2 separate regions of the Homo sapiens genome follow, and region 1 is linked to region 2. A link is an interaction called in ENCODE POLR2A ChIA-PET data of the cell type or tissue named here. Cell type or tissue: PC-3. All regions are shown on one strand. Each heading gives the region's core, and the rest is flanking DNA. Links, peaks and the distances in the headings are about the cores only.

What was found. Peaks named below come from ENCODE experiments on the same cell type or tissue, not always from the same donor. Only the 100,000 strongest peaks of a DNase experiment are listed, where the experiment ranks them.
Region 1: POLR2A ChIA-PET joins it to region 2 with 5 read pairs; 10 of 35 experiments call an interaction of 5 or more read pairs at or near these places.

The regions. Positions count from the first base shown.
Region 1 is chr14:50,624,903-50,629,303 of GRCh38, forward strand. It overlaps ATL1 (atlastin GTPase 1), which reads left to right. Exons shown (of 14, transcript NM_015915.5): 12 at 3,129-3,560. Among named protein-coding and RNA genes, the nearest start is that of SAV1, 41 kb to the right of the region's middle. In PC-3, for the core only: no CTCF peak of the experiment used is centred there; no DNase peak of the experiment used is centred there.
Region 2 is chr14:50,675,166-50,679,566 of GRCh38, forward strand. No RefSeq gene overlaps it. Among named protein-coding and RNA genes, the nearest start is that of SAV1, 9.1 kb to the left of the region's middle. In PC-3, for the core only: no CTCF peak of the experiment used is centred there; DNase peaks (open chromatin) are centred at 646 and 2,576; H3K4me3 peaks cover 1,067 bases; H3K27ac peaks cover 2,222 bases.

The sequences.
Region 1 (4,401 bases), core at 105-4,104, 50 kb before region 2:
CTACTAAAAATACAAAAATCAGCCAGGCATGGTGGCACATGCCCATAGTCCCAGTTACTTGGGAGGCCGAGGCAGGAGAATCGCTTGAACCCAGGAGGCAGAGGTTGCAATGAGCCAAGATCGCACCACTGCACTGCACTCCAGCCTGGGGGACTGAGTGAGGCTCTGTCTGAAAAAAAAAAGAAAAAAAGTGTTACTCCAGTGAACACACAGATTATAAAAAAGTGAAACAGCTTTTTTGCTGACACAGAGAAAGCTTTAGTTTGGATAGAAAATCAAAACAGCCACAACATGCCCTTAAGCCAAAGCCTAATCCAGAGCAAGGCCCTAACTCTGTTCAATTCTATGAATGCTGAAAGAGTTGGTAAAGATGCAGAAGAAAAGTTGGAAGCTAGCAGAGGTTTTTGGTTCATGAGGTTTAAGAAGCCATCTCCGTAACATAAAGTGCAAGGTGAAGCAGCAAATCTTGATGTAGAAGCTACAGCAAGTTATCCAGAAGATCTACCTGAGATCATTGATGAAGGTGGCCACGGTAAACAGAGATTTTCAATATGGATGAAATAGTCTTCTATTGGAAGATGCCATCCAGGACTTTCCCAGCTAGAGAGGAGAGGTCAATGCCTGGCTTCAAAGCTTGGAAGAACAGGCTGACTTTCTTGTAGCTGGTGACTTTAAGTCGAACCCAGTGTTCATTTACCATTCCCCAAATTCTAGGCACTTAAGAATCATGCTAGGCCGGGCACGATGGCTCACACCTGCACTTTGGGAGGCCCAACACTTTGGGAGGCCGAGGTGGGTGGATCACGAGGTCAGATAGAGACCACGGTAAAACCCCGTCTCTACTAAAAATACAAAAAATTAGCCGGGCGCAGAGGCGGGCACCTGTAGTCCCAGGTACTCAGGAGGCTGAGGCAGGAGAAGGGCGTGAACCCAAGAGGCAGAGTTTGCAATGAGTCGAGATCACACCACCAGCCTGGGTGACAGAGTGAGACCCGTCTCAAAAAAAAAAAAGAAAAAAAAAATCATGCTATACCTACTCGTTTGTGCGCTATTAATGGAAGAACAAAGCCTATGTAACAGTACAGCTGTTTACAGCATGGGTTACTGAATACTTTAAGCCCACTGTTCAGACCTACAAAGAAAGATTCCTTTCAAAATATTACTGCTCGTTGGCAATGACCTTATTCATCAAAGAGCGCTGATGGAGATGTATTTAAGGAAATTAATGTTTTCATGCCTGCTAACACAATATCCATTCTACAGCCCAGGATCAAGGAGTAATTTTGACTTTCAAAAGTTAATAAGAAATACATTTTGTAAGGCTATAGCTGCCATAGATAGTGATTCTTTTGATGGATCTGGGCAAAGTACATTGAAAACCTTCCAGGAGAAATTCACCATTCTGGATGCCATGAAGAGAATCTGTGGTTTATAGGAGGCAAAAATATCAACAAGAATGTGGAAAAAGTTGATACCAACCCTTCTGGATGACTTTGAGAGGGGTCCAAGACTTCAGTGGAGGAAGGAAGTGCATGTGTGGTGCAAACAGCAAGAGAACTTAAAAGTGGAGCCTGAAGATGTGACTCAATTTTGTATTCTCTTAACGGATAAGGAGTTGCTTCCTATGGATAAGCAAAGACAGTGGTTTCTGGAGATGGAATCTACTCCTAGCGAAGATGCTGTGAACAGTGTTGAAATGACAACAAAGGGTTTAGAATATTTTTTATTGGTACATAATAGATGTACATATTTTTGGAGTACATATGATAAATTGATACATCCATATAATGTGTAAAGATCAAATCAGGGAAAGTGTGGTATTTATCACCTTAATATTTCTTTATGCTAGGAACATTCGAATTATTCTCTTCTGGCCATTTTGAAATGTACAGTAGATTATTGCTAATTACAGTCACCCTACTGAGCTATTGAACACTGTCTTATTTCTTCTAACTGCTTTATTTGTACCCATTAATCAACCTCTCTTCATCCCCTTCCCCCTACTCTTTTCCTTTCCAGGGCTTTAAAATATGAAATAAAGTTAGTTGATAAAGCATTGGCAGGGTTAGAGAGGATTGACTCCAATTTTTAAAGAAGTTCTACTATGAGTAAAATGCTGTCAAATGGCATCCCAGGCTACAGAGAAATCTTTCATGAAAGGAAGTCTATCAATATGGCAAACTTTACTGTTGTCATATTTTAAGAAATTGCCACAGCCACCTCAACCTTCAGCAACACCACCCTAATCAGTCAGCAGCCATCGACATCGAGGCAAGAGCCTCCACCAGCAAAAAGATTGATGTGCTGAAGGCTCAGATGATCCTTAGCATTTTTTGCAATAAAGTGTTCTTAAATTATGTACATGGTTTTTAGATATGCTACTGCACACTTTACTAGACTGCTACATAATGTAAACATAACTTTTATATGAATTAGGAAATAAAAAAAATCATGTGACTTGCTTATTGCAGTGGTCTGGAACCAAACATGTATTATCTCTGAGGCATGCCTGTAACCAAAGTGAATGGTATGGTTAACTGAGATTACCCTTGTAACTTTTCAAAAAATTGAAAATGTTATTCAAGAACATTTAATATACTCCTAACTTAGTTTCTGGAAGAAAATACTCAATTGGCTCCATTCAAATAAAAATCAGTAAAACTGCTAAAGAATGTATTTCACAGTTTACTTTGAGAGCTTTATAGCATTGATCATTGTTTATTAAACCTCATTGGTTAACATGACTTCAGTGTAGTTAGATTTCCTAGAATTTGGATATACGTAGTTTTCTTAGATTTGGATTCATTCTGTGAATGAACTCAGTTTGCACTTCATGTTGTGTCACACGTCTTTTCATCTTGAAGGACTTGGATTAAGTGATAAATATTATTTTCCATGTCAAAAAGAGAAAAATTTAAAATGATTTTAAGCCACCTATAAAATACCAGTCCCATTTATAGTCATGCCTCGTGGATAGGGGGTGGAAAGATGTGGGCTGACAAAACATATATGCAGGCTCCTGATTATTAACGTATTCTAACAAACTCAACTAGCTAAGTGAAAAATTTTGATACAGTTGCCAATTTTACTCTGCATTGCATAAACAAATACTTCTCTATCTGATACAGATTTGTGGTGGTGACAAACCATTTCTGGCCCCAAATGACTTGCAGACCAAACACCTGCAACTTAAGGAAGAATCTGTGAAGCTATTCCGAGGGGTGAAGAAGATGGGTGGGGAAGAATTTAGCCGGCGTTACCTGCAGCAGTTGGAGAGTGAAATAGATGAACTTTACATCCAATATATCAAGCACAATGATAGCAAAAATATCTTCCATGCAGCTCGTACCCCAGCCACACTGTTTGTAGTCATCTTTATCACATATGTGATTGCTGGTGTGACTGGATTCATTGGTTTGGACATCATAGCTAGCCTATGCAATATGATAATGGGACTGACCCTTATCACCCTGTGCACTTGGGCATATATCCGGTACTCTGGAGAATACCGAGAGCTGGGAGCTGTAATAGACCAGGTGGCTGCAGCTCTGTGGGACCAGGTAAGAACACCTTTAATTCACAACTAAATTCAGCACACATTTGAATGTCATCCATGTGCCAGCCACTGCATTAGATGTTGGAAATACAGATCAACAGGAATTGGGCCCCAGTCATCAAGAATGTTATGACCTGCCCAGATACAAGCAACTAACTATATAATACTGTGTAAAATGTGAAGTCCTACACAACTATTTTCCAGTTAACATTTCAGCATTTAAAAAAATATACATCAGTTTAGTAGTATATATACTTTTTTTTCTTTTTTTGGGTAGGGGGGCAGTCTTGCTCTGTCATCTAGGCTGGAGTGCAGTGGCGTGATCTCAGCTCACTGCAACCTCCGCCTCCCAGGCTCAAGCAATTCTTGTGCCTCAGCCTCTCGAGTAGATGGGACTACAGGTGCATACCACCATCCCCAGCTAAGTTTTTGTATTTTTTGTAGAAACGGGGTTTCACCATGTTGGCCAGGCTGGTCTCAAACTCCTGACCTCAAGCAATCTGCGCGCCTCAGCCTTCCAAAGCGTTGGGATTATAGGCGTGAGCCACCCAGCCTACTTTTTATTATTCTAAAAATGTTATATCTATTAAAAGTTGTAAGAGACAACAGCTTTTATTTAGCTAATTATGACTTGTGTTAACATTATCTCATATTTACAACCTATGATTTGATTAGCATTAGCTTTGTTAGGAGCTATCTGAACCACTATCATAAGTTGTCATATCATTCTCTTTTTTAGTTAAAAACTTCCAAAAGCAGTATCAGATTACTTCAGATTGTCTCTGTACCTGTAGGCAGCAGGTAATAGCTACAATTCTTCCAGCATTAAGAACATACTTATGGCC
Region 2 (4,401 bases), core at 286-4,285:
CCTCAACTTCCCAAAGTGCTGGGATTATTAGAGGCATGAGCCATCATGCCTGTGTTTGCTTTTTTAATGTATCATTCTAAAATATAAGTATGCAATCAAGGATCACCAGAAATTTCAGGAAAACTTGCAACATGAGTGATAGCAACATAAACAGAAAAATAGACTACAAATAAAACAGGTAATTCAGAGTATAAATGAGTACTTTAAGCAACAATGCTTATTACTATCAACAGGATGATTTGCAAGAAGATATTGCACTCATAAAACAATAGGAAGCTATGAAAAAGAAACAGATCAGAACAATAAAGAGCTGTTGGAAATTAAAGATAGGGGTTGCCAAAGTAGAATTTTCAGAACAAAGTTAGGAAGATAAAGTTGAGCAAATCTCCCAGAAAACAGAACAAAAAGACTGAGATGGGAAATCTCAAAGAACAGAAAAGAGAAATAGGCTTTATACAAAAGGCCCAATATCCTGAAAACTTAAGTTCCAGAAAGAGTTAACAGAGAAAATTGAGAAGTATATGGCAGACTCACTTCACAGCAATAACTTAAACATACCCTGAGAATGACCCTATGATCTCAGAAGAATGTGTGTTCGAAATTCCAAGCTAAGGAATTTGGGAGTAGCCAACCCAGAGATTCATTCCTTATCTATGAGGAACATCTGAATCCCCAGCCCATCCCATGGAAGACAGGCCTTCCAGGAGGATTGAGGTCCTTTGTTTTGGGTTAAATGAAGCTTGTCAGGTGGAGGTTGTTAGGAGGAGGGTGCTAAGGGAAAATGCTACATAAACTGCGCACTTTTTACAGAGGGCAGTGGTTCTCCTGTCCAGCCCACTGCCACTGGACTACCCTGTATATGAGTCCCCTCAATAAGTCCTATGTCTTGTTTGCTGGCTCCAGTTTCTTCTTCGGCCTCTCAAACACGGTGCCATTCCTACTGAAATCAGTAGGGGTCTGGTGACAAGATGCCATCATCAAAAATGAACACAAGATATTTTTTCAGAGAGGGAGGAATTTCCCAATTGATAGGGTATCCCAAGTGCCCTTCGAAATAAATGAAAAAAGATCCATGTCTCAATGTGTTGTGAAATTTCAGAACATTAAGGGTAAAAGGAAGACCCTGAAAGGTTCCAGTGAAAAGATCTTAGCATTCTGACATTTGTATATCCTGCAAACAGAAGACAAAAGTATCAATTATGAAGGAATGAGAATCACACTAATGTCAGATTTTTCATCAGCAACAAGGATTTCTATAAGACTATGGAGCAATGCCCTCAAATAAATGAGGGAAAATTAGTTGACAATTTTATACCCATCAAAAAAGGTGAATCAAAATCCAAATGTCAATCAAAAATGAAAGAATAAAGACATTTTTTGGAAATAAAGGGACTCAGAAAGTATACTTTTCATGTATCCTATTCTAGTAAGTTACTTTAGAAGATAAGTTTTTAAAAAATGAGAGAATAAACTCACACAAAGGACAAAACAAAAACAGAAAAATAGGGACTCAAGAAATAGTGAATCTAACTCAGGAAAGTAATTTTAGTCTCAGTATCATGGTTGTATAGCAAGCCTGGAAGCCAATCAATCCAGAGTGAAATTGGCCTTTAGAGGACTCTAAAAGGAAGCTACCTAGGAAAAGATGAGATTTAAGAAATCTGTGTTAGAACAAATTACGAAGGTGATAAAGGCAGAAGATTCAGTGAAAAAAGAAAAGCAATGGGACATGAAAATTCAGGGAAATACAGCATTTTGGGACCTTCTGAGAAGACCTACTTTGAGAACAAAGAGATTAGATTTGATTTTGACAAACCAAGAGATTAGTCAAAATTTGAAACTCAGGATTGGAGAAGTAACTGTAAGTGAACAGGTGGTAATCATTGAATACATTTAACTACAGAAAAGCCTAAACAATGGTGAGAAATAGGGTTTTTAAAGAAACCAGGCCAGGCACAGTGGCTCATGCCAGTAATCCCAGCACTTTGGGAAACTGAGGCGGGAGGATCCCTTGAGCCCAGGAGTTTGAGGCCAGCCCGGGCAACACAGGGAGACCTTCCGTCTTTACAAAAAAAATGCAAAAATTAGCCAAGTGTGGTGGAACATGCCTGTAGTCCCAGCTACTCAGGAGGCTAAGGTAGGAGTATCAATTGAGCTCAGGAGGTTAAGGCTGTCATGAGCTGTGATCGTGTCACTACACTCCAGGATGGGTGACAGAGTGAGCCCGTTTCAAAAATAAAAAATAAGGAAACCAAACTTTGTTATGCATTTTCTCATGTTACCGCATCTTAAAAAATTTCAGTTTAAAGAGCTCAGTATCTTTAACAACAACCAAAATTATACATTGAGTCAAGACAGGTCTAAACAGGACATTGAATGTCAAAATCCTGTGCCTTTGGCTGGCAATGCTGTTTATTTCGTGCTGATCAGGATTGAGGAACTAGAAATAACAATGTAGACAAAGAGCAGATTCAGTGGAGTGAGGAAATGGGAGGGGATGAACAGGAGGTTGTGGTCAGAGGGGAATTTCAGAGTTTTAAATAGTTATCAGGTGTGACCAAATTAGCTCGTAGTTGGAGTAGAGGTGGAAGTAATGAAATTGAGAAAGGAATGTAAAGGTCGCATGTTAGAAAACATGGAATATGGTAAAACAAACAACAAACTAAGCCATTGAAACAGGATGAAGGGACTGTCCTGCAAGTAGTAGAGAAGGAAGAGGAACGGCGACATAAATAAAAGGCATAAAAATAGATTTCTTTCTTATGATTCATGTATTACTCAGAGGCTTCTGAATTCCTAGAACTTCTATTGAGATTTCCAAATCAGTTAGTAATAATATTCAAATATTGTATTTCACTGATGTGCTTTACTGTTAATTTCACAGTGCTATTAGAGGCCTAATGTCTTCAGATAAATTGATGTCAGAGCTTCCACAATAGTCTGTTGTCAATTTAGAGTATGGGTAGCTTTGCATGTTAGGGCCAAATGATCTCAGATGTAATTAGTTAATAGAACTGTGGGTGATCAGAAGTTAAGGATCTTGAGATGGAGAGAATGAGCTGGAAGTATCCAGGTGGGCCCAATGCCCAACGTAATCACAAGAGTCCTTATAAAAGAGAGTCAGGAAAGTGGTGACAGGAGACGTGAGGATAGAAGCAGGAGGTTGATGAGGTGAGCCAAGCAGGCAGCCAGTCTCCAGAGGCTGAAGAAGTCAGGGAAGCGGATTCTGCCCTCAGAGCTCCCAGAGGCAGCCACCCTGCCAACAACACCTGGGCTTTAGCCTCCTGAGACTGATTTTGGACTTCTCATCTCCAGAATTGTAAGATAATGAATTGGTGTTGTTTTATGCCAGTAAGTTTATGGTAGTTTTTACGGTAGCAACAGGAAACTAATACGAAAAGTTTGCAAATGGTTTCAGGGTTTTGATTGCCAAATTTTATCAGCAGTGTGTGAATGCCTGTCTTTAAATTTTTAACTGACACATACATATTATGGAGTACAGAGTGATATTTTGATGCGTATGTACAATATGTAATGATCCAATCAGGGTAATTAGCATTATCTGTAACTTCAAATATTTATAATTGCTTTGTGGTGGGAACATTCAAAGTCCTCTCCTAGCTATATGAAAATATACAATAGACTACTAACTATAGTCACTCCACAGTGTCATAGAACACTGCAATTTATTTTTCCTAACTGTAGTTTTGCATCCATTAACCAGCCTCTCCCTATCTTCCCCTCTCCCCTACCCTTCCCACCCTCTAGTAATCACTATAGTTTTTTAGTGTCCACATATGAGTGAGAACATGCATTACTTATTTTTCCTTGCCTAGCTTATTTCACTTAATATAATGTCCTCTAATTCCATCCATGTTGTTGTAAATGATATGATTTAATTCTTTATGGCCAAATAGTATTCCATTGTGTATATATACCACATTTTCCTTAGCCATTCATCTGTTGGTGGATTTCATGTGCGTCTGTGTGAGGAGACCACCGAACAGGCCTTGTGTGAGCAACAAGGCTGTTTATTTCACCTGTGTGCAGGTAGGCTGAGTCCGAAAAGAGAGTCAGCAAAGGGTAGTGGATTATCATTAGTTCTTATAGGTTTGGGGATAGGCGGTGAAGTTAAGAGCAATGTTTTGCGGGCAGGAGTGGATCTCACAAAGTACATTCTCAAGGGTGGGGAGAATTACAAAGAACCTTCTTATGGGTGGGGGAGATTACAAAGTACCTTCTTAAGGGTGGGGGAGATTACAAAGTACATTGATCAGTTAGGGTGGGGAAGAAACAAATCACAATGGTGGAATGTCATCAGTTAAGGCTATTTTTACTTCTTTTGTGGATCTTCAGTTACTTCAGGACATCTGCATGTATACGTGCAAGTCACAGGGGATG